Regions from separate parts of the Mus musculus genome. Here region 1 is linked to region 2. Evidence: chromatin loops called from intact Hi-C (ENCODE). Cell type or tissue: left cerebral cortex. All regions are shown on one strand. Links, peaks and the distances in the headings refer to the core of each region. The heading gives the core; the rest is flanking DNA.

Region 1 (15,181 bases), core at 4,078-12,077, 300 kb after region 2:
GGCGTGGCCTTGGCAGGCGCCTGGGCCTTGGTGGAGGAGGTGTGCGCCGGCGCGCTCCCCGGCCCGCGGTGCGTCTTCATGTGCGTGAGGAGGTGCGAGCTCTGCGAGAAGCGCCGGCCGCAGTTGGAGCACAGGTACGGCCGCTCCCCCGTGTGCGTGCGCTGGTGCGTCACGAGCACCGATCGCTGAGAGAAACGCTTGCCGCACTCGGGGCAGGGGAAGGGCCGCTCGCCCGTGTGGCCGCGCCGGTGCTTGGCGAGGTTGGAGCGCTGTGCGAACCCGCGGCCGCAGTCAGCGCAACGGAACGGCTTCTCGCCCGTGTGTGTGCGTCGGTGTCGCTTGAAGTCCGAGCTGTGGCCGAAGCCCTTGCCGCAGTCCGGGCAGCGGTGCGGCTTCTCCTCGGCGTGTGCCCACTGGTGCCGCGTGAGCGCGGCGCTCTGGCCGAAGCGCCGGCCGCACTCGGCGCACGCGTAGGGCCGCTCGCCCGTGTGCGCGCGCCCGTGCGCCGTGAGGTGCGCGCGCCGGCTGAAGCCTGCCCCGCACACGCCGCACACGAACGGTTTCTCGCCGGTGTGGCCGCGCACGTGCGCCGCTAGGTGCGAGCCGCGGGCGAAGCGAGCGCCGCATTCCGGGCACGGGAAGGGCCGCTCGCCCGTGTGCGTGCGCCGGTGGCGCGCCAGGTGCGAGCCGTACACGAAGCTCTTGCCGCAGTCGGCGCAGCGGTGCGGCCGCTCACCCGCGTGGTAGCGCTGGTGCTTGGCCAGCGCCGCGCGCCGCCCGAACGTCTTGCCGCAGTCGGAGCAGATCCACGGGCTCTCCTCCTCCGCCAGCGCCGCAGGCGCGGGCTCCGACAGCAAGGAGCGGACAGCGGGCGGGAATGCTCGCAGGCCACCATCCACGCCGGCGCCGGGGCCCACGCTGCGGAACGGGTCGCAAGCCAACCCCATGCCTTGCAGGGAAAGCGGGGAGCCCAGGGGACCGGGCAGATGGCGTCCATCGGCTTGCAGCCGTTCAGAGAACTCGGGAAACCCCAGAATGGGGAAACCGTCCGGATGCAGCCAGGACTTGGGATGCATGGGGAAGTGGAAGCCGAACGGATGCGAGGAAGGCCCTTCGCCCTCAGCCAGGCCGTTGCCCATCTCACGAAACCGTCTGTCTGGTTCAGGGTCCTTCTTGCTGTCGGGGACAGTCGCTTCTGCCGCCGGAGCGACCACCACCTGCTCGTCCTGTCTGGCTTCAGCCTCGGTGTCTCCATCTGCCACACCAGCCTCGGGCTCTTCAGTCTCTGCGGGCGCGGCCTCCAGTTCCTCAGGTTCCACCGTGGCTACAGCCGCGACTGCCATCTCCACCTCATTGGGAGCCATCCCCACCTCGTGGGGAGCCATCCGCGCGCCATCGCCACTGCTGGGTTCCGTGCAGCCGCCACTGCGCCGGTGACGCTGGAAGTCGGCGCGCAGGCGGAAGGCCTGGCCGCAGTCCGGACAGCAGTGAGGACGATCAGCGGTGTGCACAGCCTGGTGGCGGGCGAGCGCTGAGCTCTGGCTGAAGCTACGGCCGCAGTGTAGACATGGGTAGGGCCTCTCGCCGGTGTGCGTGCGCTGATGGGTCACCAAGTAGGAGCGCCGCCCGAAGCCCGCGCCGCAGAAGACGCAGCGGTAGGGCCGCTCGCCCGTGTGGATGCGCCGGTGCGTGACCAGGTGCGACTTGTAGACGAAGCGCTTGCCGCAGTCCGGGCACGGGAAGGGCTTCTCGCCGGTATGGGTGCGCTGGTGGATGGCCAGGTGCGAGCGGTACACAAAGCCCTTGCCGCACTCGTCGCAGCCGAAGGGCTTGACCGCTGCGTGGTAGCGCTGGTGCTTGGCCAGGCGGGAACGGTGCGGAAACACTTTGCCGCACACATCGCAAGTGGTCTCCGGACATCCGATGGGGACAGCCACTGCGGGAAATGCCCAGGGCACCAGAAAGTTCTCCCCAGGCTCCCGGCCAGACAGGAAATGTTTTGCTTCAACCTCCTCCGCCAGGATACCGAGACTGCCTGGGTTGGGTCCCCAACCCTCTGGAGTCTGCACCGAATCCGAGTCGTCGGGGCCCCAAGTCCCAGGCACATCCCCCACTCCATAGGCAGCAGACCATAGCCCCGGGGGCTCATTCTCCTCCTCAGCCACCTCAGCAAGGAAGTCCTCGTCATCTTCCTCCTCGTGGTCCTCTATGTCATCGTTCCAGAACCAGGCTCCTGAGGGTGAAAAGAGAAAAGGGTGATGGCAGGGAAACAGGCCTACATGGCAGCCAGATCCTGAAATCGTTAGAACAGACTCAGGTGTGGTGCATGCCACAGCCAACACTGGGCAGCTCCACAGCAGGAAAGCTGCTGGCCTCCCACCAGTTAGGAACTTCATGGAGGCCAGGAAAGACCAGGAAAGGTTCCTTTAGGCCTTTCAGTCTGTGGAGGATAGGAGACTGCACAGTAGGTAGTTTATCAGCAGGTTCCTGTGTGCAGGAAAAGCACTGGAGGGGAAACCTGCAGCCCTCAGACATGGCACACAGCCTGGAGGACGCCCTCTGTAAAGCCCACCTTCAGCATTTCTCCTCTACTTGTCTTTACCAGTGGCTAGCAAGTTAGCTCCCTTCTACAGCAGAAACACAAATGGCTAGCCAGGGAGAACCATGTGGGCGCTCACCTTAAAGAGTCCCCAGGAGGTGTGCATGTGGGTTCATGAGTTCCTCCCTGTTACAGGTCACCCCTAGGCTTCATTTTCCTGAACTCTCCATTTGTGAAACTCAGGGGCAGCTTCGAGGGTGCGTGTATTGTGATTCCCACTGAGATGCACAGCCTAACGCACCCTACTGCCCTTCCTGAGAACTGTGGGCTCTAGAATCAGGTCTGTAGGGTCACCTCGATCATGAAATGAACCTGTTGACAACGCACTCAGGAGACACAGCACTTTGAGGTGTTCAGAGCACCTCTCTCGTGTGAGAGAGAGAGAGAGAGAGAGAGAGAGAGAGAGAAAGCACACACACACCCCGTTCATCATATCCACCTCAGATGTCAGCAACTGAAAGGGTGGAGCTCTTGCAGGTAGGGCAGAAAAAGCCAACTACCCACTTAATTCTGAGGGCAAAGGTCTGGCCCATTTAGACTGCCACTGGCCTGGGTGAGCTGGGACCACAGAAGCCAGAGACTGGGCCAAGAAGTCTCAAAACCAGGGCTGGCTTCTAATGTCAAGTACCCCATCATTAGCCCTGGTTGTGCATTCTAGCTGTCATTCCCAGTACCACACACATGAAGCCACTGAGAGCTGCGAGGACTTAAGCACGCTGTCCATATGGCAAGGAAATGGGTTCTGCAACAACACTGTTATGGTAACACACACTTTAGACTTTAATTGAAATATCTGTAAAACCGAGTTTACCTCCAGCTGCCAATATGGCCACCAGAGTAATGAAAAGTGTCCGGCCCTGTGTCCATGACTGGCAGGGAGAGCCCCTGTTGCTGGCTGGATGTCCTTCTCTGTTCAGCCACAACGTCCCAAACCTGGGAAGGCAGGAGCAGTCATGGGGCAGGGAGAAGCTGGCCACAGGACAGCCAAGCTCAGCTGGCAGTCGGATCAGAAGGCCTTCCCTAGGCTGTGGTGAGAGGCTTTAGTTTTTAACAGAGCCAAGTAGGGCAGGGAAGCCAATGCAGAGGAACAGATACAATCCCTGGATTTCTGAGCCAGTCTGCAATGCTCCAGGAACCTCGTTCTGGCAAGAGCTGAGAGGGTGGGCAGGGACTTCTCCAGAGTCTGGGAATGGTGAGCCCCTGCACCCTGCTCCACTACACACAGCTCTGTAGGGTGGACAGTCCTGAGAGAGGCCTGCAGTGACCACCGCAGAGCAAGCATGAGGCCTACACTGCGCTCAGTGATGTGTAGAGGCCACCCCTTAGCCCTGGAGAAGTCAGAGTTGGCTCTACCCCAAGCTGATACCTCAGGAAGCTACTGGGCTTCTGGGACAGGGGAACCCCAAGAGAGACCAGCTTTGATCCCCCATTTCCTGCTTCAGAGTGTGCTCAGAGCCATCTCCAGTAACAGCCACTCCAGGAGCAGACATCACACAGAGCCGGTCTCTGTAAGCCTCAGGTGAGGATACACATGCCTGCTATGAGACTAGTTGGAAGGCAGTGGGGAGGGCAGCAGGGTGACCTTGAGGGCCAAACCCAGATCCACAGAGTAGTAAAGTGGGGGTGGGGCTGCCTCCACCTAACATTTGCTCCAAGGATCTGACCGTAGGTGAAGGGTGATGAAGCAGGCCTTCAGGAAGACACAGGGGCTCACAGCCCACTGTCTAGCCAAATTACACAGCATGGCCACAAGGTAAGGGAAAAGAGGAGCCAGTGGAGGGGAACACAAGCCCAGGGCCAAGGTAGTGAGTTGAGGCCCTCAGGACTGAGGGCTCTTACCAGTCTCCCCCATCTCTGCAAATATCACTGGGTCACAGCCTCTTTGTTATAGTGGCTGGCGGTATGAGCCTTACAGGTTTGGGGATTTACAAGCCCCAAACTGCTTTATTCCACTGAACTGCACCCCAGGGGCCGTCCCATGGCACATGCCTCCAGTCTCCTGCATTTTCGGAGGACTGCATGGGCCAGGCTGGGCCCTTTACCCCAGGGACCCTGAGCGACCAGTCCCTTCCAAAGCTATAGGGTGTGGTACTGGTGGTCTTGGAGGCAGCCTGATATCAGTTGTAGAGAACCATTGATGCTGACAAGGTATTGCAGGCACAGAGGTCCCCAGTCAAGTTGCCATTTTCCTTCCATTAACAATGTTATCCTGATGTCCCCAAATAAGATCTGTACCTGCCTCATGCCACCTGCCCCCAACTCCAGTTGGAGATGAGCTCAGAGAAAGTTCCTTCCCTTATTGGGGACAGTCCCCAAGGGAGGAGGCATACCCAAATGGTGTGGAAGTCTATAGAAACTGGCAGCCTCACTGCGGGCTCCCTGGGAGGCATCTGAACTACAGCCTGGGAAGGCAGCCGGCTCCTCTAACTGACATCTGCCCTTCAAGCCAAGCTGTGGACAAGCTAATGGGTCTGGAGCAGGCAGCCCTTCTCTGGGGATGGGCACTGGGTTGCCCTCCCACTGCTGGTGAGCAGCCTCTAAAAGATCAGCCATTCTTTGGACCTAGGCCCTAGTGTTAACTGGAGCTGGGTCTGCTCCTGGATAACTTTTGTCCCAAGGATTTGGGCAGAATAAGCATTCCCTCATCCCATCAGAGCATCCGTCCAGCACCTGGACACCTGTCCGCCCCTTTGTTCTAGGTGCTAAGCCAGCCTCTCTGCCAGAAGTCCCCTCGGCTCTTCCCTCCCTCTGCACCCAGCCTAGGGGCCTGGGTGACAACAGGATTCCAGACCCTTGGGCCCCCAGCTAGGACTAGAGGACTCTACTCTCCAGGTTCCCTCCAGGGCACGGCTAGGTGAAACCCCACCAAGAGACCCTCTGCAGCAGCAGTTCTCAACCTCCCTAATGTCAGGACCCTTTACTACAGCTGCTCATGTTGTGGAGACCCCCATTGATAAAATTATTTCATTGTGACTTCATGAGGAGTTTTGCTGTGGTCATGAATCATAGTGTGAATACCTGATGCACAGGATATCTGATATTCGACCCTGAAGAGGTCTCCACCCACAGGATGAGAACCGTTGCTCTCCAGTCACCCTATCTGTGGCCAGACTCCGCCTGCCATGGTGTTCATGCACTGCCCCTGGCCAAGAGACCTCTCCTCTGTGGCTCTCCCGAACCTGTGCTCATTTCTGCTTAGCTGAACTGAGCACTATTAACAGAGTTGCTGGGTCTGCCCAGATGGATACCAGCTGTCCCCAGGCTGACAGTGTGGGTCACATGAGGGGCTCCAGACATGCCCCACGCCCCACCACAGCTGTGGCTTGCTTGCTAGTTCTGGATTCTCAATGCTTTTTTGTTTATTTGTTTGTTTGTTTTTCAAAACAGGGTTTCTCTGTGTAGCCCTGGCTGTCCTGGAACTCACTCTGTAGACCAGGCTGGCTTCAAACTCAGAAATCTACCTGCCCCTGCCCCTGCCCCTGCCCCTGAGTGCTGGGATTAAAGGCCTGCGCCACCACCACCCGGCTTCTCGATGCTTCTGTAGTAACTGTGTCTTACTGTTTAAACTGGTCCAGCCTTAAGTGTTGTATTTCCTGTCTATACTTCACTTCCTGAAATGGGCTGGGAAGATGGGAAGTCCTGGCACTCCACACAAGTACAAACCCCCGAGTTCAGTTCCCAGCACGCTTGTGATCTTGAATAGGGGAGGCCATGGAACATGGATAGAATCCTCCTGCTCAGTGGCCAGCCAGCCTAGTCATGAAGCCCCAGATCCCATCAAGAACCGGTCTCAACAAGGCAGACAGCCCCGGTGTTGACTTCTGGCCTCCACGCACACCTGCACACATGCACATTCAAGAAAGGAAAGTGGGCAGAAGCCTCAACAGAGGGAATGGGGGTTGCCCTTACAGGGCCAGTTCTGCTCCAGCCAACACAGCCTCTGGAGTGCCAGGGAAGGAAGCAGCAAGGATCTGTCTCAGGGCATAAGGCCAGGCAGACACAGAGAACCAGGGCAGCAGCACTCAGGACCTGCCTTCTCCAGTCAGACTGGAGGCAGGAAATGGTTGAGCCTAGAGCAGGGGGTCTCTCCAGGACCATGTGGGGTGCGTATACAGACCAAGGGCCCTGGGATGGACCATGTGGGGTGTGCGTACTGACCAAGGGCCCTGGGATGGACCATGTGGGGTGGGCATACGGACCAAGGGCCCTGGGAGGGAAGCTGGGTGAGGAGGATGAGCTTGTGTGGATGATGTAGGAGTGAAGGGTTGAAGGTGGTGACCAGGGATGCTGGGATGCCTAGAGACCAGGCTGAAGGGCAGTGGGACTCTGAGTATCACATACAAAGTGGCAACACCTGAGAGAAGGAACATGGCCAGGTGCCCACGCGTCATGTACAGCTGAACTCACAAGGGACAGAGGAAAGAAAATTAGAGTCTTGTCTCGCAAGACTAATTTAGAAGTCCCAGATAGCCAGCCTAGGGACAGACTCGGCCAGTCTCAGTTCCCAGCTGGCACTGCTGGGCAGAGACAATAAAGAGAGAAAAAGAGAGGCAGACAAGGAGCCACTCACTGTCCTCAGAGGGAAGAAGACCTGAGAAGACCTGAGGCTTCACTAAGCCAGAGCTCCTCCCTGGTCCTGCCATCACGCCTGGATCCCTTCTGGGCAGTCATGTGACACATCAGACATGCCTGGGGGCTGAGGGATGGCTCTATGAGTAAAGTGTTCACCATGCAAGCATGAGGACCAGAGTTCAAATCCCTAGTGCCAATGACAAGCCAGGCACAGTGACTGAGTCTAATCGCTAATCCTGTGGAGAGACAGGAGAATCCCAGAGAGCCCATCCGCCAGCTAGCAGGTCCTGTGAGTGGTGAATCGGACAGAAACCCTGTTGCCAATGAGGTGGAAGCTGAGGACTGGTGCCCAAGGTTGTCCTCTGACCCCAATTAGGATTTCTTTTTTCTAGAGACATGGTGTCACTTTGTAGCCCTGGCTGGCATCAAACCCAAGCATATTCATCTGCCTTTGCCTTTGAGTGCTGGGCTTAAAGGCACGCACACACACACCAAGTGCTGGGCTTAAAGGCACCCACACACCAAGCTTGAGATAAAAAGGCTTTACAACAGTGGTTTTCAACCTGTGAGTCATGACCCTTGAGGGTCAAACAGCTGTCTCACAGGGGTTGCTTATGACCACTGGAAAACACAGATTCATAACAGTAGCAGAATTATAGTTATGAAGTAGCAACGGAAATAATTTTATGATTGTGGTCACCACAACATGAGGGTTGCAGCATTGGGAAAGTTGGGAACCACTATTTAAAAGATGTTCATTGCTGGGTGGTGGTGGCACACGCCTTTAATCCCAGCACTTGGGAGGCAGAGGCAGGTGGATTTCTGAGTTCGAGGCCAGCCTGGTCTACAAAGTGAGTTCCAGGACAGCTAGGGTGACACAGAGAAACCCTGTCTGGAAAAACCAAAAAAAAAAAAAAAAAAAAATGTTCATGGATCCTTTGCCAACTGATAACTCTGCAGACAGGGCTGTGCTGAAAGACATCTCAGGCCACCAGCCCCAACACCATGGCTTGCCATGGATAGCAGAGGTGCTGACCCAGTTAACCAGAACCTCCAATTAAAGAGTTAAAGAGCGTCCAATTCCCATTCAGGTGCATAACTATGTGGCACCTGTGACCTGGTGTCACCTGCATTGAAAAGGGCCAGACTCTTCCCCTGGACCCCTCAAGGGAATGGCACGCAAGGGCACCCCTCCAACCGACACTCAAGAGGCTGATCAGTGTTGTCCCGCTCTCTCTAAGTGGTTTTTCTAGACGTATCCATGAATAGAATGTACCTCCCACTTGGATCCTCAAGAACACTACCTATTTTGGGGCTTCATCTGGAAGAAGGCTGGATTCCTCGCTGCCTCTCAGCTGGTGTGAGAACTCACAGGCATGTTACCAGAGTGAGGTTTCCCGTCTTCTTGTTTTAATATACATCTATGATAACTCCACCCTCAGCTGATGACACCCTAGTCCCCAGAGAGACACCTTTCAGACAAGGGTCTCTATTACTCCAACGTCCTCATGAGGCTCGCAGAACCCATGGCATATTCCATGTGACTAGGAGCCAGCATGCTCGGGTTGGAATCTACAGGTTTAGTTCAGACTATTCTCCGTATGAACAATGTACAGCTTAGGGAGTTGAACAGGCAGAGCCTGAGCCAGGGCAGGGCAGGGGTGGGGGTGGCAGGAGGCAGGGCACTAGTATGGCGGCACACACTGGAGGGACAGAGACAGGCAGATCCCTGGAGTTCATGGGCCAGCCAGCCTCGTCAGTTGGTGAGCCTTCAATAGGAGTGGGGCTCGGTCTCAGAAAACCCATGCTGGATGGTTTCAGAGGAAGTGGAGAGATTGAGGGGTACCTTATGCAGAAATGGCCAAATAGGTGGGCAAGCCAGAAAACCGGGTAGTCCAAGTGTGGAAAACACTCTGACAGTTTGGTAGGTTTCTGTGCCAGTTTGTCAACGCCACTCATTTATAAAGGAAGAAGAAGCAAAACACAAACCAACCAACCAACCCTCTCAGACCCCTAAGGTTCTCTAAGGACATACACTAGCCCTTAGACCTCTGTGAAGCTGGGCCATGAGGACTTGGGAGCTGACAGCAGGGACTAGCACACAGCAGCCTCCCTGCCTCCTCAAGGCCACTCCACACGCCAACACATCAGCATAACTGCATCAGGGAGGCAGAGAGACCCACGAACAGGTCTGCCGAGCACTCTCCTTGGTAAAGGCTAACTTGGGTGGGCACAGCTCTGAGCAATGATGCTAGCAGAACCCCCCCCCAAGGTGTGTGTCTCACTCACCCGTGTAGACACCAGTGACGACATCTCCCTCCTCGGGATGGGGGCCATCTTCAACCCAAGGTTCTTCTCCTTGTTCGAGGTGGAAGATCAGATCTGGCTTAGGGATTGGGTATCCTGCCCAGGAGGACAGACGGCAGCTGCAGGGGTGGCTGTCCCCAATGGGGTCCAAGCCATCCCTGTCCACACTCAAATCCTCTGCTCTCTGCCCTTCCCGCCACCTATGCTTAGAGATCCTACCGTCCACCCCTGCAAGCCTTGCTTCCATACCCAGCTCTCCTTCCACACCCACCCCATACACCTTCGCCATCAGGATACCCACACTTTCCGCTCCTACCCAGAGGCTTCCAGGGCTGTACAGTTGGGAGGCCGGTGGACCAACAGCTTCACAGCATGGCTCTGCCTACTTCAGAACCCCTGCACCCAGAGGCCAAAATGGGCTGACTTCCCCAAAACCCTGAGCCCTCTGAGCCCTCACAGCAGACTACCTTGGGGGCCTTCCTTACCCAAGGAGACCAGGATCCCATAGTTCTCCTGCATTACTTCCCGGTACAGATCCCGCTGGTCCACACCCAGCCTCTCCCACTCCTCCAAAGAGAAGTACACGGCCACATCTTCAAAAGTCACCAGGCCCTAAGGAACACAGAGCCCCAGGAGAGAGGCTGAAGGGATGCCCTGCCTCCAACACCCATTTGAAATTAGGTCGGAAAACACGGTGGGGATGTAGCCCAGTAAGTACCCCATCACTGATGGAACTACACATGCCCAGATGGTACTGCAGTCTCTCAGACCTCTCCTATCCAGAGATGAAGACCTCAGATGCAGAGAGGGCAGAGGCCCTCAGTACCCTTATGCCCCTTCTCTGTCACGCCAACTGCTCCCAGCAAACACCTTGGCTAGGGTTAGGATGAATAGGTGTACCAACCAAACTGAGTGTGGGTGCTGACGTCTGACCTAACAGCAGGAAAACAGACCCCAGGAAGGGGACAGTCATTCTAGAAGACCCTAGACCTGAGTGGGAGTGAGGGTGGGGCAGCCATGACTTCCACAGTTGAGTGGGCGATAGCTAGAGTGCTCGAGACAACATGATGGCCTGGGAAGGGACAGGGACCAGGGGGGGACCACCCTGGGCCTGGAACCTGAAGCCTTGTCCTCACTGATGAAGCACCACCCATAGAGGGCTCGAGACCTCAGGTGCAAGGTCACTGAAGACAGAAAGGCTGACCAGTGCCCTGAGCTGCATATGCAGAAAGCAGCTCACCTGGGTCAGGAAATGCTCCTCATCTTCCTCTTCCTCTTCTTCCTCCACATCTTCATCCTGAGTAGTGGGAGATACCCGGGAGGTCTGTAGGGCTAAAAGGAAGACGGCTTAGAGCCAGTGGTACCTGGCTGGCAAGAAGGTTGGGGCTCCTGGATCCTCCCACACTTCAGATCTGGGTCCAATCCCACCTTCATGGCCCCAGCCTCTCAGCCTCCACAGCAGCGGCAGGGTCCCGTTCTTACCTTTTCCTTGAAGAACTGGTGCCTTGGCATGACCACCATTGCTATGCCGCTCCTGGGTCCCTAAGCTCAGAGTCTGCTCCTCTGCCAGGACCTCCTCCACGTCATCATCACCACCACCACCATCATCATCATCATCACCTCCACCATTGTCTGCTGAGTTGGCTTCCACCTCTACTTCTGCCACCTCCTGCACCGGTGTGGCCACTTCTTCTACTACTACCTCTTCCTCCTCTTCTTCATCCTCCTCCTCCTGCTGCTCCTCCTCCTCCTCCTCCTCGGGGTCAGCATCACATTCTGACCCATCTTCTGCTGGCTCCAGCTGGGTAGCTGGGGAGTCTGGAGCACTCTGAAGGGCAGCCATCATCCCTGGGAGAGAGCCTCCGTATGGCCTGAAACACAGAGGCACTTTGTATGGGAGGCCACAAGAGCTGAGCGGGGACTGAGCTCTGTCTGCCTTCTCAGGCTGTGCAACTGGCATGCCCAGAAACACCACCTAAGGCGCTCCCTCCTTCCCACCAGCCTCTGGGACATGACTTCTGTTCTCTCATCAGCAGCCATGTGTCTAGCGGGAGCTCCAACCTGTTCCTGGGTGAGTCACCCAGGACCAGGAGCATGGAATGCAGCCAACAGAGCCCCAGGGATCCATGTTTCCTGAAGGGTGAGTGTAATCTACAAAGGGCAGCCTGTCCCACACAGAAAGCAAAGAGGCTTACCCAGCCCTTGGTGCACATGGACCAGGCCGGGCCGGAGGACCGTCGACTACAAGGACTTATGCGGCTCGCGGGGTGTGGGAAGGCTCTTGTTTTCGTCTCTTTGAGGGAACAAGCTCTCAGAACCCCTTCTGTAAGACAAGGGCGAGACAGGGAGGGCCATGAGCATGCATTACTCCTTCCCAGTCAGAAAGATGGAGTCTGGCTCATCACCAGACCAGCAATGGTGACACGTGATATGACACTCCTTCCCGCTGGAGGATCAGAGAATAAACATGGATGAATGTCAACACCTCAGGAGCCTACAGGGTCCTGCTTCCCCACTGATACCACAGACTCAGTCTAGCTGCACCTGGCCTGGAGCCTAAAGCCACCGGCTTAATGAGATAGGAGCGGAGGTCCTACAGCCACTAAAGTGTTCCTTGTCTACAAAAAACAAAACAAAACAAAACAACAAACAAACAAACAAACAAAAAAACAACCAACAGCCCAGTGGCACTCCAGGGTGAGGCAGCTGTATTTGTTTTTTTATGTTTTTGTGGTTGGTGTTTAATTTGTGGAGTAGTGATGCATGCCATGCCAAACGTGGAGATTGAACTACAACTCCCAGGAATCAGTTCTCCCCTACCACACAGGTCTCAGGGGTCAGACTCAGGTCATGAAGCTTGACAGCAGGTGCCATTAGCTGTTGAGCCATTTCACCAGCCCCTGGGGTTTTCATGAATTCATTCCTATGTCTCTTTTCACCACCCTGCCACCCAGTACCTATCCTGTAAGTATCTCAGATCTCAATAGGACTATTTTGCAAAGCAAGGCAGGCCACCCATGCATGCTGAGTTCCAAAAAGATCCTGAAATGCCAGGCCACAGCAGACACTGGAGCCACCCCCAGCAGACAGCATTGCCTCAGGATGCTTAAAAGCAGACTGTGGCAGGTAAAGATGCCCAGGGCCATGAGAACAGTCTGACCACTGGGCTTCGTATTCCCATGGGCACACGTGAGCAATCTGCTTAGGCTGGGCTCACCTCTAACCCATCCCTTCTGTTCAGACATCTTTAAAACCTATGCTCTAGGGGCTGGAGAGATGGATCAGCAGTTTGGAGCACTGGCTGCTCTTCTAGAGGACCTTAGTTCAATTCCCAGAACCCGCATGGTGGCTCACAACCGTCTCTAACTCCAGTGTCCGGGATTCCATCCCCTTTCCTCTTCTCTGAGGGCACCAGACATACAGACATATGTGGAGGCAAGACACTTGCACATACACTGTTTTTAATTAAGATCTAGACTTTGGTACTGGGGAGGTGGCTCAGTCAGTCACATGCTTGCTTCCCATGTGTGACAACCTGAGTTCATTCTTTAGAATGTAAAAGCTAGGCCTGAGGTACATGCCAGTAATCCCAGTACCGTGAAGACAGAGACAGGAGGTTCCATGGGATTTGCCAGCCAGCCGAGGTGGCCAACTCAGTGATAGACGCTGTCTCAAAAAACCTAAGGTGGACAGCAATTGAAGACATCTACCATTGACTTCAGGCCTCCACACACATTATTCAAACTCTCTCTCTCTCTCTCTCTCTCTCTCTCTCTCTCACACACACACACACACTCACACACACACAGAGAGAGAGAGAAAGAGAGAGAGAGAGAGAGAGAGAGAGAGAGAGAGAGAGAGAGAGAGAGAGATAGCAATCAAAACAAAACGAAATGAACTCCACCCCATATCTCAGTAGCTAGGACTCTCTGATCATTCCTACCGGCACCAACCACCACACCCCTGCCCCCAAACCCACAGGCTAGGACTCTTGACATCCGAAAGTCCCCTTTGTCTTGTTCCCTGAGCACTATAGATTTAAAAGCACCTGTCTCAAAGATTGAGGCTACAAAACTAGGCCTAAGAGAAGCGCCCACGCCTTCCAGGGCTCTTTGGTACTGGAAGACTCCTGAAGGGTAAGAACACAAGCCTGCCTTATGCCGTCCTGGCCAGTACCCAGGGGCACTGAGAACACAGAGAACACTATGGGAGCGATTTCCCAACCACCACCTACCTCAGACCTAGAGAAGGACTTACTCAGGCCTAAGGCTATAGAGTCATGCTGAGCCCAGACACCCACAGAACTAATGCCTGTCTGGTCACCACCTTGGCCAGCGACTTCAGACATCCTGAAGCTTAGACTGCTGTATGCAAGGGCCCAAGGAAAGATGAAAGCTGGATCTAGGGAGGTAACTCAAGTGTTTGCCACACTAGCATGGAGACCTGAATTCAATCCTCCAGATGGAGGGAGGGGGACGGGGGCGGGGGGCGATGCAGAACATGGTGCTATCTACCTGTAAACCAAGCCCTGGGCAGTGCTGGCCAGGCAATCCGAATTGGTAAGCTCAGGGTTCAAAGAGACACTGCCTCAAATAATAGGATGAAGAGTGACCAACAGCTATGCTGACCTGTTATCTACATGCACACTGTATGTACCTGCATGCACACATGCACACACAAAACTGTGTACATATGTTGCACACAAAGAGGAGGAAGAGGAGGCAATCGCCTTGGCTACATCTCTTCCAAGGCCGCATGCACATTTTCTTTACTGAAGAATATTCAACTGAGGGATGATGAAGAGTCCCAATTTTTCCCCCTAATTCCTATCCCAGACACACAGTAGCTACTCCAGTACTTATTAAAGACATGTCCAGAGATCTACAGTTAATGACATGGATACTGGAATTTTAAAAAAATATTTGTGAGGGCACAACTGTCACACTCCACAATAGGCTGGCCACAGCTTGAGGAAAGGGTACACCAAACTAAAACCCACCCCAGAAGTCATGAAGAGTCTCTGTCACCAGAGAGGACAGTGGATAAAATTGAGTCTGTGCACCCGTCCTGTGATGGTTACTGTTGCACACTTGACAGGATCTGAAGTTACAAAAGAGAAGATGCCTCTGGAATGTCTGTGAGGGAGTGGCTAGATTAGGTTAACTGAGGTGGGAAGATCTACCCTAAACATGGGCAGCACCATCCCCTAGGCTGGGGCCCTGGTGTGAATGAGAAGGAGAGAGCAGGCTGAGCCCCAGCATCAGTCTCTCTGCGTGGCCTCCGTGTCTCTCCCACCGTGATGGGCTGTACCTTTCAACTGGGAGCCCAAGCAACTACTTCCTCCCTTGAGTTGCTTGTCAGGACAGAGCAAGAAGGGAAAAAGTGAAGGAAAAAAAAAAAGCCTATTAAAAGCCTCTAGCTGGGCGGTGGTGGCGCACTTGGGAGGCAGAGGCAGGAGGATTTCTGAGTTTGAGGCCAGCCTGGTCTACAGAGTGAGTTCCAGGACAGCCAGGGCTACACAGAGAAACCCTGTCTCGAAAAAAAAAAAAACAAAAAACAAAAAAAAAAAAAAAAAAACAAAAAAAGCCATGAGAAGACAGGGAGACAGGGCAGAAGCCAAGAAAAGCCTGATGCTCCAGGTGCTCTGACCCAAGATTCAGAACAGAAGCTCTGAAAACCAGTCTGACCAGGAGAAGGTCAGTT
Region 2 (15,181 bases), core at 2,962-10,961:
GTACTTTCGGAGGTCAGAAGAGGACATCAAATCCCGTAGAACTGGAGTTACAGAAAATGAACTTGTGGCTTCTGGGAATCTAACTTGGATCCTCTAAAGGACAGGCAGGACTCTGAATTCTTGAGCCACAGATACAGCTTTCCAAACCCATGTTTTGTAAGAGCCACCAGGCCTGAAAACTCTGGGCCATGTCCCGTTTGTTGTGTCTAGGCCTCAGTTTCCTGGAAGGCAGAGAATGCGTAGGTCCGTTGTTAGTGGAGACAGCAGTGGTGGTAACAGCCTGGTCTACCCTCTTGGTCAGAGGGAGGCAGGCGGAGAGTAACTCAGGGCCTGGGGGCAACACCCAGCTGGGCCTGGGGCTAGTGGGGGCTCAGCCAGGCAGGACGTGGGTCCTCCTACTTCCTAAGCTCTGATGGGCAAGTGGTGCCAGTGGTACCAGGCTGCCCTGAGGGGCCCTTAGAGCAGGTGACCACAGAGCCACAAAGAGGCTATTCATGGCCTCCGGTTCACGAGGCTGCCCCTTTATTGAGGGCTTGAACCACAGAAAGCTGTGTGGTCTGCAGGGAAGCTAGTTCTGAGCTGTCTGGCCAGCTACAGTAGTGTGTGTGTGTGTGTGTGTGTGTATACACATGGTACTTTTTTCTATCTATCTATCTATCTATCTATCTATCTATCTATCTATCTATCTATCTTTGTGTCTATGTATCTAATAATAAATTGATCTATTTAACTATGTAGATATCAATCCATTGATCTATGTATCTATCAACTGATGTGTATGTATGTATGGATGTACCTACATGCGTACTTGAGGCAGGACTTAAAGTAGCCCAGGCTAGCCTTACCACATTTCATAGCAGAGGATGGTCTTGAACTTCAGGTCCTCCTGTCTCTACCTCGTGAGTGCTGGGATTACAGGTTTGTGCCACCACGCCTGGCTTAGGAGGTTCTGTGGTTAGAATCCAGGATTTCACTATCAACTGGGCCACATCGTCAGCCATATTCAATATGCTTTCTTTTACATTCTTACTTATTTACTACAAATGGGTCCCAGGAACCAAGGTCGGCAAGCCTGATGGTGAGTGCTCTTCCCTGCTGGCTGACTTATTTGCTCTTTTTTTTTTTTTTTTTTTTTTCTAGACAGGGTTTCTCTGTGTAGCCCTGGCTGTCCTGGAACTCACTTTGTAGACCAGGCTGGCCTCGAACTCAGAAATCTGCCTGCCTCTGTCCCCAACCCCACCCCCAGTACTGGGATTAAAGGCATGTGCCACACGCCCAGCTCTTATTTGCTCCTTTGAATTAAGGTCTCATGTACACAAGGCTGACCGTTCATGCACAATACAGCTAAGGCTTGCTTTGAATTTCTCAGTTTCTTTCTTCTACCCAACAGTTTCTGAGATTTCAGGTCCGTCCTATGTCATGCCCAGGTTTTTTGTTTGTTTGTTTGTTTGTTTTTTGGTTTTGTTTTGCTGTTTTTCAACACAGAGTTTCTCTGTGGAACCCTGGCTATCCTGGAACTCTGTATACCAGGCTGTCCTTGAACTCAGAGACCCTCTGCCTCCCTAGTGCTGGGTTAAAGGTCCCTGCCATCACCGTGAAACTTAAGCCCAGCTTCTCATTTGGTGGCTGGAAATTTGCCTGCTTCTGCCTCTCTCCAGCTGCCTAGCACTGATGTCTGGTTGAGAGCAGGGGAAACTGAGGTGCCGCTAGGACAAGATCTCATGCAACCGTGAACAGCCCTACTGAGCCATCCTCCTGGGACAGCCTCTCAGGCCAGGCCTTCTGTGTCTTCTGCTATAGTAGCAGTACAAAGTTGACACAACCTTGCTCTTCCCAGCAGCTGGGAGTTCCTGAGAAGTGTAAATGAGGTTTCCAGGAAAGCCAAGAGGTGAGAGACTGAAAAGTTGGAGGGATAAGGGGGTGCCCATCAAGCTGCAGTGGAGACTTGTTATCTGTTGCGCATCCCTGACATCTCAGCAGGAGGATCAGGAGTTCAAGGGCATCCTCAGCAACATAGTAAGTCTATGGAGCTAGCCTGGGCTACACAGATGCCATTACAAAAAAAAAAAAAAAAGTAAAAAAAAAATCTTGGGATATGGGGGATGGGTGGGTGAACTGTGTAGCCCAGGGAGTCACTACTGGTTCCTTTGGAAGTCCCTGTTCTGCATGGAGATCATGGAGATTCTGGGGACACTCCAGGAGTCCTCCTTCAGGGAACTAAGTTGGGGAGCAGGGCAGCCTATCCTGTGGCCTTATTTCCTGTCTGGTGCAAGCGCCAGGCAAGGCATCCAGCCAGGAGCGACTCAGGCCTGACCTCCGCTAACTGTTCTGTTTTGTGCTGCACCCTCATCTCAGCAGGGATCAGGTGGCACTTGGGTCCCCAGGGGATCCAGGGACACAGTGTCCATGTCCCCATCTTTCCCCACAGGGACCTGGGGCAGGGCCGAAGAGGAGACCTCGTGATGTGTACAGGTGTAGCTCATCCCTCCGAGGACTCAGGGGACACTTGGGGAAGGTGTGACACAGAGCAGGCTGGAGCTCTGTGCGGCTCTTTATTAAGTGTGCCTACAACAGGGGCAGAGACACAGCAGCGACAATGATAACAGCCCACTCCCAACCGAAGCTCAATGGTTACCAGACTCAGCCAACTGCAGAATTCCAGTCCATAACGGCACCTCCTTTCCTTTCTCAGGAGCTTACCAGAGAGGTCTCACCCCAAGCCTTCACCCCATCTAGAGCAAATGCTTATATCCCCCATGTTTGCTCAGAGCAGAGCATGGAGGGACCTTCCTGTCACCAGAGGCAGAGGCATTCTGTATACGTGCATACACGCCTCTGTGTGTGTGTGTGTGTGTGTGTGTGTGTATTTGGTACAGATCTAAGCATAGAAAATTGAAAAGCATTGAGGTTGGTGATTGAAAGGCTCACTGATGGGCAAGTCGGGTTCGAGTGCGCTAACTGTATGACTCTATGGATCCGAATATCATGCTGTTTTGGAAAGGAATGAGGGAGCTACTGTTTCTAAGGAAGAGAAGAATGGGCACCAAGACATAGGGAGGGAAGGTGGGACAGTAAGCACTTACAGCCGAAGCCCAAGACCTGGAACCCAAGGGGAAAAACAGGTGTGGCCAGGCTTGGTGGCACGCGCCTTTAGTCTCTGAGTTCAAGTCCAGCCAGGATTACATAGCAAAACTTTCCCTCAAGAAAAAAAGGTAGGGGCTGGAGAGATGGCTCAGTGGTTAAGAGCACTGACTGCTCTTCCGAAGGTCCCGAGTTCAAATCCCAGCAACCACATGGTGGCTCACAACCATCTATAATGAGATCTGACGCTCTCTTCTGGAGTGTCTGGAGACAGCTACAGTGTACTTACATATAGTAAATAAATAAATCTTAAAAAAAAAAAAAAGAAAAAAGGTAGAGGAGGAAGAGGAGGAGGAGAAGGCAAGACAAAACAACTAACTACATAGCTGGGGGAGGTGGTGCTTGCCTATAATCCCAGCACTTGGAAGGCTGAAAGAGGAAATCAGGAGTTCCTATGCAGCTTTGGCTTATGTGAGCCTTTCTCATAAAACCAAGAGCAAAACAGCAAAACATGAGGTGGTAACTCAGCTGGAGAGTGCTTGTCTAGATTCCCTCAGTGAGGGGCTGGGGTGTGACTCAGTGCCTAGAATCCCCCAGTGAGGGGCTGGGGGCGTGGCTCAGTGGTAGAGCCCCTGCCTAGAATCCCCCAGGGAGGGGCTGGGACGTGGCTCAGTGGTAGAGCCCCTGCCTAGAATCCCCCATTGACGGGCTGGGGTGTGGCTCAGTAACAGACTGCTCACCTAAGATGTTCAAGGCCATGACTTTCATTGAAAACATCACAAAACAAACAAAACCATCAGTGAGGTTGAATGTGTATCCATGTTTGCTTGTCTCCATTTAAAGAACACCTGGAAGATCTCTAGCTGCTGGTGGAGGCGGGAGGGTGAAGGCTGCTTCATCCTTTGTATTTGAACTGTGTGGCTGTGGGTGTATTATCTGTTCCCAAGGACTGCACATGAAATGAGAACAATGAAGGCTTCGGTTCTGCTGAGATGAACCTCAATTCTCCACAGATGATCTCACCCAGAGCCAGATGGAAGTCCCCCAACATTTAAGCCTCTGTTCTGAGTGCTGGACCCAAACTCATCTTAAGGGAAAACCCAAAGAGCCTTTCTGTGGTTTCCTTCCACAACTGTCTTTCAATGTGTGTATGTGTGCACGTGTGTTTGCTTGTGTGTGTGTGTGTGTACTATGTGCATGTGTGTGAGCATGTGTGTATATGTATGTGCATGAGTGTGTGTGTGTGTGTGTATACATGTGAGCATGTATGTATAGGCCAGAGGTTAGTGATGGGTAACTTTCTCCAGAGCTCTCCACCTTAGTTTTATTGTCTGTGTGTGAGCGGCTGTGGGCACTGTACACCACAGCACATGTGTGGAGGTCAGAGAACAACTTGTGGCTGTCACTTCTCTCCCTCTGTGTGGGTCTAAGACCTGGATCCAGCGCTTTCGCTTGCTTGAGACATCTCGTTGACTAGCTCCTCCGTTGTTAACACAGGGTCTCACTATGTAGGTCCAGTTATCTTGGAATTTGCTCTGTAGACCAGGCCGGCATCAAACTCAGAGATAGACCTGCCTTTGCCTTCAGAGTACTGGGATTAAAGGTGTGCACCACTACCACCCAGTTTAAAATTCTAAAAAGATTTGTGGGTGCAGGGATTTGAGGAGGCCAGGAGAGACTGTTGGATCTCTGGGAACTGGAGTTAGAGGTGGTTGTGAGCCCCCACGGGTGCTGAGAACTGAACTAGGGTGCTTGAGAGGAGCTCGCTCACTGCTGAGCCCCACCTTAGATTTGAGTCCCTCGTACTGAAGCTGAGTTCAGTGATTTGACTGAGCCGACCGCTCAGGGTGGGCTTTTCGATGTGCACCACAGGCCTGGCTTTATAGGTGAGGTCATGCTTGCACAACTGGCCTTTCTTTTGCATTTACGTGTGTGTGTGTGTGTGTGTGTACATGAAGTGAGAGGGGGCAGTATGGGAAGGGTCAGTGGACAACTTAAGGGAGTTGGTTTTGCCTTCCATCATGATGGTCTAGAGACTAAATTCAGCCCCTCAGCCCGGGAGCGTGCCTTTACCCTCCGAGCTCCCAGCTTTGGGTTTTTGAGGCAAGGTTTCATATAGCTTAGGCTGGCCTGGCATTCAAGGTCATCTCAGAGGCCTAGGATGACCTTGTGTTGTCGGTTCTCCGGCCTTTACCTCTGGTGTGCTGGCGTTTGCCTTACCACACCCAGGCATCCCCCATAGCTTAAGCCTAAAGCTCTCGGATGGCCAGCACGCCCATGCCCTGACGTGAAGTTCAGTGACTAATCAATACAGAGCGTTCACGGAGCCCTGACACATAGCAGCATTGACTTAACCTTAACAGCCTGGTGTGTAATGAGGCCAACTTGTCCGATTCTGCCCACGATGCGATGCTCTGGGTTAAACAGGTTTGAACAGAGTACCGGATGGCAGAGAGGGCACCCTCAGTATCGGGTTTTGGCTGTTACTGCTTCCAGTCTTCTGACCTGCTCCCTCAAGGCTGGTCTTAAACTCAAAGCAATCCTCCTGTCCCTGCTTCTCAAGTTCTGGAATTACAAGTGTGACTCACTGTACCCAGGAATATGTGTCTTTATTACAGAGGAAGGAGAGCTCAGAGAGTGAGAGTAACCTGTGCAAAGTCCCACAGCAGGAGAGGATGGCTGGCTATCGGCCGCGAACTTGGTGACCTTTCCTGTGACCTCTAAGGGAGGAACTAGATGTCCCAGCAAGGATTCTAGGGACTTGTCAGGACTGACCTTTGATGATGGGAAAGCCATGCCATCTCCCCTTCCCCTTTGATGGTCGCTGGAGGGGTTTGCCTGGGACAGAGATGCGTTTGGACACAGATCACCGTGAAGACTGGTCAGTTTCAGTACCCTGCCCAGCCTGTGGCTGGGAAGGGCCAGGGGCCCAGATCTTGTGGGCAGCCTGGGGTAGGGCCAGCATTCCAGGGGCCTGCCTGGCATGTGGGGAATGTCCCAGGAGAAGTCTCAGTCCTCCAGAAACTCAAAGGGAAGTGTTCTTACGTGGGGTGGTGTGTGGTGGGAGGTGGGAGGTGGTGTTTGTGGGAATGTCCCTCTGGTCTGGAACCCTGAGGGGCTGCAGTTAGGAGGTACATTGGGGCTGTGCCATTCTAGGGAGCTGACCTGCTTTTCTGATGTCTTCATAAACAGAGACCACTATTCCTGCCTTACCTACCCTGCTTCCTGGTAGACCAGCACCCCGGGGCTTGAGCATCACCACAGTAGGGACTTTTGTGGGCCACTGACTTGGGCCACAGTTACCACAATTTATTTAGAGTCAGCAAGGTGGCTGTACTCTATGCTGACCCGGGAATAGAAATCTCGGTTTCTGCTCAGGAGGCCCAGGCTACAAGGCCTTGAAAAACCCTGAGGCGGGCGGGGCAGGTAGGGCTCTGCATGCGCCTCTCTAGAAATTAACCTCCTTTCTACCCCAGACCCTTCTGGCGTCTCTGGCTTCTTCAAGGACCGGCTCTAAGGCTACTTCCTGGTACACCCTGGACCCTCCCTCCATCCTGAAGGGATCATTATCTTAAACCTGGTCCTTCCCATCGACTGGGTTTGGGGGTAGGGGTGTTTCAGGATGGCCTCAGAGAGCAGGAGAAAGTTGGAGATCAGCCAACTACTGCAGAGCACGACTGTGGAGGAACAGTTAAATGGACTAGCAAACACGAACGGGCCAGAGGCAGAAGGACTGCTATGAGTTCGAGTCCAGCCTGAGCCACACAGATACTTCAAGCCTAGTCTGAGTTACAGAGTGAAACCCGGTCTTAAACCCCAGAAAAACACTCCGGGGAAGCGCAGGGGACCGGGCGCGCGCTGCAGAGCCCCCTCCCCGGCAGGCCCGGGTAGGGGCGTGGCCACGGTGACGTCATCCTCCTATAAAACCCTGGGCGCCGCCGGGCTGGCTTTGTGGAGAACTGCAGCGGGCTAAGCCGTGTTGAACAAAGGAGGTCGGGCACAGCTATCCAAGCTCCCGGGGCCACCGGGCCGCCCTCCGCCACCATGACCGCCAACGGCACGGCAGAGGCTGTGCAGATTCAGTTCGGGCTCATCAGCTGCGGCAACAAGTACCTGACAGCCGAGGCGTTCGGGTTCAAGGTGAACGCATCCGCTAGTAGCTTGAAAAAGAAGCAGATCTGGACGCTGGAGCAACCTCCCGATGAGGCGGGCAGCGCGGCCGTGTGTCTGCGCAGCCACCTGGGTCGCTACCTGGCCGCCGACAAGGACGGCAACGTGACCTGCGAGCGCGAGGTGCCCGACGGCGACTGCCGCTTTCTCGTCGTGGCGCACGACGACGGCCGCTGGTCGCTGCAGTCCGAGGCTCACCGGCGCTACTTTGGCGGCACCGAGGACCGCCTGTCCTGCTTCGCGCAGAGCGTGTCGCCGGCCGAGAAGTGGAGCGTGCACATCGCCATGCACCCGCAGGTTAACATCTACAGCGTTACCCGCAAGCGCTACGCGCATCTGAGCGCGCGGCCGGCCGACGAGATCGCGGTAGACCGCGACGTGCCTTGGGGCGTCGACTCGCTCATCACCTTGGCCTTCCAGGACCAACGCTACAGTGTGCAGACGTCCGACCACCGCTTCCTGCGCCACGACGGGCGCCTTGTGGCACGGCCGGAGCCCGCCACGGGCTTCACGCTGGAGTTCCGCTCCGGCAAGGTGGCCTTTCGCGACTGCGAAGGTCGCTACCTGGCTCCGTCCGGGCCCAGCGGCACCCTCAAGGCTGGCAAGGCCACCAAGGTGGGCAAAGATGAGCTCTTCGCCCTGGAACAGAGCTGCGCTCAGGTGGTGCTGCAGGCGGCCAACGAGAGGAACGTGTCCACGCGCCAGGGTGAGTTGGGGACATGTCCCCTCCCTTGGGTCCTGACCCAGTGCACAAAAGCATCTCTGCACTCCTTCTATTTCCCTATTTCCTCCTGGGCTCCCTTTAGGCTCACAGGCCTCTGGGCTCCGCCATGAGGAGGTGGGCTTCTATTTTGAAAGATCTGATCTCACCAGATAGCCTTGGCTATCCTGGAACTCGCTATGTAGACTGGGCTGGCCCCGAACTCGCAGAAATCTTCCTTCCTGTCTCTTGTGCTGGGAATAAAGGCATGTACCACCCCTCTGTTCAGGACGTAGGCTTCTTCTGCTGGGAGAAGGTGACGTGGGGAAGTGGGTAAGGCCTAACACATTCTAAAGCAATACTGTCCACCACCACCCCCCCCCCCCCCGGCTGGGGGCGTGGGACTCCATAGACCTAGCTTAGATCTTCTCCGTTTCCTCTTCCTTCCCAGTCTGAGCCATCCCCATTCATGAGCCGATTCTTTAGGATAGGCTGTCCCAGGTCTTGGAGAGGAAGGGTTCCCCCTACACCCCCCCTTGTTCATTTCCTCGTGCGTCCTCTCCCGTTTCGCGGGCCTTTGGCTGGAGGGCCAGGGGACAGTCACCCCTGCCCTCCCCGCCTTAAATGGCGAGATAGAGGAGGTTGGAGGGGCTTTTGATCCCGGCGGGGTGTGCTGGGCGGGGTCGGCCCTGCGACTCTTGGTGGTGGTGGGGTTGTCCGTAGGGGCTTCCCCTCCCCCACTCCATCTCCCCTCGCTAAGGCCTGGCGCTCCGGGCCGCGGCCTTTGTGAGCAGGGGGGCGGGTCGCCACGGCTGGGCCCTCCCTCGTCCCCTTTGTCCTGCTAAGGCTCTGCAGATGGGAAAACCAGATGCGGCGGAGCTGGGGGAGGGGATCGGCTTAGGCGGGTCCCTCTGCGGAAGAGCCACCCCCAACCCTCCAGGCGTTGTCCCTGGTCCAGGGTTCATTGAGAAGGCGCGGAGTGAAGCCGCCTGGCTCTTCCTTCGCACCCCGGCTGGCAGGCGGCGTGGCGCGGGTGGCTGCGCGCCAGGCGCCCTCCCTGCCCTCCTATGCACGCCTTGCGGTCCGGCACTCGGCGGAGTGTCCCTCCAAAAGCCTCTACTCTCGAGTGAACCGGTCCCCAAGGCCTCTCTGGCTGGGAACAACCGTTTGCAGCTCTATTTGTCCCCATCCAGGGCCTCCAGCAGGCTGGCAGGCCATTTCCGACCGGCATGGGCATGGTACAAGTAGGCGCCTCCTTTCTGGCGTACCCCCGACTCTTCAAAGGGTCTTTGCTGCCTGCTGGTAGGGGCTTGTGAGATCTCGCTTCCTTGGTTGGGAAACTGAACCCCAGGCTTTGGAGATAGCTGGATGGGAGCCAGTCTGTGGGGAGGAAGACCCCCCTCCCCCAATGCAGAGGGCAAAGCCTTGGGTGGGGCCTGCTTGAGTTTGGCTGAATAACGCTCAGAAAAGTGCGACCATTTGCTTACTGTTACACAGTAAGTCAGCACCATGCTGAACTGGGTGTACTTGATGCCAGAATGTTCTCTCATTATACACACACACACACACACACACACACACACACACACACACCAATGAACCATGGCCTCTCTTGTTTCACAGTGCTGGGCGAGGGGGTCAGAGTTCCCACCTGTTTAGCAAACATTGAGATACGAGCTGCGGTAAACGTCTCTTGGGAATGTGACTGGTATGTAAAGCAGAAGATTGGGGGTACAGGATCGGGGTAGTAGATTATAAAGATCTGGGGTCCCTTCTGAGGACCCAGGAGCTGCCCCAGGAGAGTGAATAGAAATGAGCATGCACCAAGTTTATGGACTGGTTTTGCAGGCAGGGGCCTCAGCAAAGGCCCGGAGGCAGGGAGTTGCAAATAGAGAAGCCCTGCATAGCTAGGAGGAAGGCTGGGATTGGAGGGAATCCTGCAGATGACGAGTACTCCAGAGCCTAGAGAGACCAGCTCTCTGCTTACAGAGCTGTGGCCGAGGCTTGTGCCCTGGGGAAGGTTAGGCAAGGCACAGGTGACTTGGGCCCTTGGGGCCTGAAAGGAGCTAGAGGGTGTGTTTTGCGAGCCTGGACAGGTACCCTTTTCTGAGGGTGCCATGATTGTGCATGATTCACACTGATGCGGCAGGAGGGGGCGGGAATTGAAGGGGTGAGAATCTGATGGGAACTTGGGGTCACACACAGTCAGACCTCTTCTGCCCTCCTATGTCTGGGTCCAAGTCTCATTCCCAAGTCAGCCAACTCCTCCCCCGGCTTTTTGAGGGTGAGCTGTTGGGTGGGTGTGCCGGGGAGGCCATTTTGGGCAGGCTTGCGTGGCAGGGAGGCGGGGCTGGGCTTCGGGGAAACACGTGTTGAACTGCTAGCCAGGAGTAGGGAGAGGGAAGGCTCAATCTGGTCTGGGGTTGTGAATCTTCCATGCAGATTTGCTGCTTCCGGCTTCCTGGCCTCAGTTTCCCCATCTGAAAGCACAGAGGTACATTGAGCCAGGATCTTCCTGGGAGGTGGAGATCCTATGAGAGTAGGATGGGGGGTAGTGGGTAGGGTCTTTTCCTCCTTGCTTCTCATGACCCTCCCAAGCCCCTGCTGGCTCAAGGAGACCCCGTGCTATGTCTCCCCACACTGCCCACCCTGGCTTACTTGTTGGGTTCTAATGCTTTCAAAGAATTTTGTCCCCATCATTTCTAGGGCGGCTGGCTAAGAATGAGTGACAGGTGAGGCTGGGCTTTGTAGGGTATCCTTTTGACGGCTTCCCTCTTGGGTCGAGGAATGGCTTAGTTTTGAGCACTGTACGACTTTGGGCGGTGAAGTCCTGGAGGGTTCTAAACTAAGCCGCCTTCTGGGTTGTGAGGATTGCTTATTTCGAACAACAACGCTAGGGAGTCTGGCAAACAGCTAAGCCCAGGAAGGGGGTTGCGGGTTAGAGGACCCTCTGAGTCACCGCAGAGACGCCTAGGAAGCTGGAAGACAGCCACGCCCCCTCCGTGGGCTCCTAGGAGCCAGTGACTCAGGTTTTCTGTGCTGCTGCTGCTGAAAAAAAAAAAAAATCCCACAGAAAACCTGTTACCATAGCAACGCAGCTCCAATATGATTCCAAGGCCAAGTGGGGCCTTTCCCCCTGGCTGAGCCTTAGAGGGCCCATTCTGGAAGGGGGCTAACTTCCCTTTCCGGCTGAGGTGGGAGGGCCCACCATCTCCTTGGCAACAGGCCCTCACGTCCTTTCACGGTCCCAACAGAATTGAGAGGCGATTCTTTTTGGCAAGGGAGGGAAACTGAGGCAGAGAGCGGAGAAGACATTCCCCGAAGGGTGCCTGGAGTCCACCTTTGGTGCCTTGGTGGCCTCTTTATTAAAAAGTGGTTGCACAGGCCCCTTTGTTCCAGTACCTGGAGATGAGACCCACATGGTGAGGCCCTTTTTGTTCTCTGTCTGGACGTCTCATTTTTCAGAGGTACTGGGAGGTTGAAGGTTGGTGTATGTCCACAGCACTGTGCTGTCTTGAACTCAGTGCGCATGACATCTTGGGCCAGGGCCTCTCCTTTGTGTGAGGGAAGCTAGCATGCTGGGAAACTCCGACTCCTTTAGTCCACCCACTTTAGTTGTAGTTTTTGTCTTGTAGCCCATCTGGCTTCCAACTCTCCATCCTCCTGCCTCAGTCTCCAGGGTGCGGCGATGACAGGCATAGGTCACCACAGGCTTCTGGCCTCCACTTGATGGTTGCCGGAGTGGCTGGGAGTGGCTTTTCTTTTCTTTTCTTTTCTTTTCTTTTCTTTTCTTTTCTTTTCTTTTCTTTTCTTTTCTTTTCTTTTCTTTCTTTCAGGCAGGGTTTCTCTGTGTAGTCCTGGCTGTTCTGGAACTATGTAGACCAGGCTGGCCTCAAGTGCTGGGATTAAAGGCGTGTGCCACCATCTCTTAGTGGGGTTTTTATTTGTGGGAATGTGGGGATAAAACCTGAGGCCTGGGCGGTGGTGGTGCACGCCTTTAATCCCAGCATTTGGGAGGCAGAGGCAGGCGGATTTCTGAGTTCGAAGCCAGCCAGGGCTACACAGAGAAACCCTGTCTCTAAAACCAAAAAAAAAAAACAAAAAACCCCAACAACCTGAGGCTTTGTGCAGGACACATGCTCTACCACTGAGCCACACCCCAGCCCCTCACTGGGGGATTCTAGGCAGGGGTTCTACCACTGAGCCACACCTCCAGCTCCTCACTGGGGGATTCTAGGCAGGGGCTCTACCACTGAGCCACGCCCCTAGCCCCTCACTGGGGGGTTCTAGGCAGGGGCTCTACCACTGAGCCACGCCCCTAGCCCCTCACTGGGGGGTTCTAGGCAGGGGCTCTACCACTGAGCCACGCCCCCAAAGCCAGTTTTTCTTTCTTTTTAAAAAAAAATACATTTTAAATCTAATTACCTTTATCAGTGTGTGTGTGTGTGTGTGTGTGTGTGTGTGTGTGTGTGTGTGTGAGAGAGAGAGAGAGAGAGAGAGAGAGAGAGAGAGAGAGAGGGAGAGAGGGAGAGAGAGAGAGAGAGAGAGAGAGATTGGGACTGACTGGTCCCAGTTCTGGCTTTCCCTGACTGTTCCATTCCCCGCAGTGGGCACGGTTAGATCAGGTGGGGTCACTTAGGCTCGCTAGCATTGGGTGTGGCTCTTTTCTGCCCAGTATGCTGTGCTAACTCAGCTGTCCCTGCACGTGGCAGGTCAATTACAGGTAGGCTGAGGGGACAGTGGGTGACACCCTGTATATGTGTAGCCAATTGTTCTCTTAATATTTAGCCATCCCTAGTGTGGGCCAGGGGCAGGAGAGCCATTTCTGCCTGAGAAGGTTGAACAGACTACAGCCCAGAGCTGTGGCCTTGGGGTGGCTGTCTAGCCTGGGATGGCCCTCCTACTCTCCTCTGTGCTTCAGTGGTAGATCCTGTGGAGGCACTGGGCCAGGGTCCTTGGGGACCTATCATGGAAGCCATGTCTGCTGATCCATATGTCTAGAAGGGGAGGCATCTGTCCATCCCCACTCCTGAAGTCAAGGGACCCCTTGGTCTTGCAGGGTGACCTTGGGCCAAGGCCAGCCACCTCTGAGCTCCATCTTCTGCTTTGTGAGGTAGAGGTAAGAGCCTTTGGCATTGACAACACAGATAGAGACTCGGTTGGGTCAGGGTGGCATTGGCTGGCATACTCTTGGGTGTAGTGTCAACTAAGGATGAGTTCCTAGGGGCAAGGCTGAAGGTGGCATCTACCATCCCATACCACGTTCTGCTGCCTAAGGACGCCTGAAGACAACTGTGAGACTGGCAGTGTACACTGCTTCCAAGCTGAGGACATTGTTAGAATCCCAGATCCTTGAAACAATGAGTTTATCTTGTTAGGACCCAAGATCCCACTCCTAGGTGGAGTCAAAGCCTTGGGAGCGGCACCTTATTGGGGCTCAGTGAGGTCATGTGACATGGAAACCATGTAGTGTTACTATGTAGCAAGAAGTTAGAAAGCCATGCAACAAACCTGTAATTCCAACTCCTGAGGCAGAGGCAGGTGGATCTCTGATTTCAAAGGTAGCTCCAGATACACTGTGAGACCTTCTCAAAACAAGACAAGCAGACTGGAGAGATAGCTCAGAGGTTAAGAGCACTGGCTACTCTTCTAGAGGTCCTGAGTTCAATTCCCAGCAACCAGTTGGTGGTCACAACCATCTGTAATGGGATTCAATACCCTCTTCTGGGGTGTCTGAGGAGAATGACAGTGTAGTCACATACGTAAAATAAATAAATCTTTAAAAAAAGAAAAGAAAAATGAAAAGGGAGGGGGGTGATGGAGACATGGCTCAGACAGTTTTTTGTTTGTTTTGGCTTTTTGGTGTCTTTTCTTCTTTCTTTCTTTCTTTCTTTCTTTCTTTCTTTCTTTCTTTCTCTCTCTCTCTCTCTCTCTCTCTCTCTCTCTCTCTCTCTTTCTCTATCTTTTCTCTTCTTGTCTTGTCTTGTATCTGTGTAGCAGCCCTGGCTACCCTGGAACTCACCTATAGGTCAGGCTAGCCTTGAACTCAGAGATCAGCCTGCCTTTGCCTTCCAATGCTGGGTTAAAGGTGTGCTCCAGCACTGTCCACTCTGGACCACTTGTTCTTGTATTCACCTAGTTCTCACAGGGTGGCTCATGACAGTTCCAGGCGACCTGACCTCTTAGGGCACCAGGCACATGTGCGCATATTCATACACACAGGCAAGACGTTCACACACGATACATACAATACAAGACGTATCTTTCTAAAAATTAAAGAAAATAAATGAGAAGCGAGAGGGAAAGGAGGGAGAGCCACTGTTTGGACTGGACCACCACTGGCAGGGAAATGCCAGAAGGTTCAGACAGCATTCAGGGTTTGTGGCTGGTGGGGGCAGGGATAAAGGAGGAGTTTTCTAAAGGAACATGTGGTCTGTGCGTGTGTGTGTGTGTGTGTGTGTGTGTGTGTGTGTGTGTGTGTTACTAGGGGTAGACTCCAGGGCCTTCCACCATGCTGGGCAAACAATTTACACTGAGCTATATTTTCGACCCCCTCTTTATTTTATTTTTATTTTATTTTATATATAGCTCTGACTGGCCTAGAACTCATTATGTAAACTAAGGTGACCTCAAACTCACCCATACTCAAATGAGATTCACCTGCCTCTGCCTCCTGAGTGCTAGAGACAGTCATGAAGCACCACGCCCACCTTCTCTTTAAAAAAAAAAAAAAGCCTATTGCTTTTGTTTTTATTTTTGTCTGTGGAGGGTGGTGCCCACACCCAGTGGTGCCAGTTTGGAATCAGTTCTCCTGCCCTATTCTACCTAGGGATCGAACGCAGGTGGGTAGGTTTGGCAGCAGCTGCTTTTACCCCACGAGCCATCTCGCTGGCCTGTAGCCCTTTGTGTGTCTGTCTGTCTGTCTGTCTGTCTGCATGGAGTGGAGTCTCATGTAGCTCAGGCTGGCCTGCGAGTTATGATCTTCCTGACCCTGGTATCCAAGTGCGGAGACTGCAGGCTCACTCTGCCACGCCCTTTTACACAGTTCTGGGATGGACTCTGCATGTCAAGTGAGTTATAGCCACGGCCCTATTTTATTTTATTATTTTTGAGATCGGGCCCCACTCATCATGGAGGCTAAGGTCGGCCTCCTGAGTGGTGGGATGACAGGCGTGGGTCGATGTGCCTGGCTCCTACTCTATTCTTTTACTTTCACACATACCCACTACA

Evidence for each region. A loop is a pair of places that touch in the nucleus more often than their neighbours do. Peaks named below come from ENCODE experiments on the same cell type or tissue, not always from the same donor. Only the 100,000 strongest peaks of a DNase experiment are listed, where the experiment ranks them.
Region 1: a loop joins it to region 2, with 2.0 times the contacts of the local background. A loop is called at or near these places in 2 of 42 quality-filtered maps.

Annotation. Positions count from the first base shown.
Region 1 is chr5:143,253,333-143,268,513 of GRCm38, forward strand. Zfp316 (zinc finger protein 316) reads right to left here. Exons shown (of 7, transcript NM_017467.3): 2 at 11,674-11,801; 3 at 10,961-11,349; 4 at 10,719-10,810; 5 at 9,964-10,090; 6 at 9,461-9,574; 7 at 1-2,233. The coding sequence starts at 11,324. Among named protein-coding and RNA genes, the nearest start is that of Zfp316, 9.1 kb to the right of the region's middle. In left cerebral cortex, for the core only: no CTCF peak of the experiment used is centred there; DNase peaks (open chromatin) are centred at 7,122, 7,641, 8,496 and 11,559; H3K27ac peaks cover 2,831 bases.
Region 2 is chr5:142,953,324-142,968,504 of GRCm38, forward strand. It overlaps Fscn1 (fascin actin-bundling protein 1), which reads left to right and starts at 7,032. Exons shown (of 5, transcript NM_007984.2): 1 at 7,032-7,957. The coding sequence starts at 7,126. In left cerebral cortex, for the core only: a CTCF peak has its summit at 7,036; DNase peaks (open chromatin) are centred at 7,020, 7,566, 7,977, 8,173 and 5 more places; H3K4me3 peaks cover 4,300 bases; H3K27ac peaks cover 4,200 bases.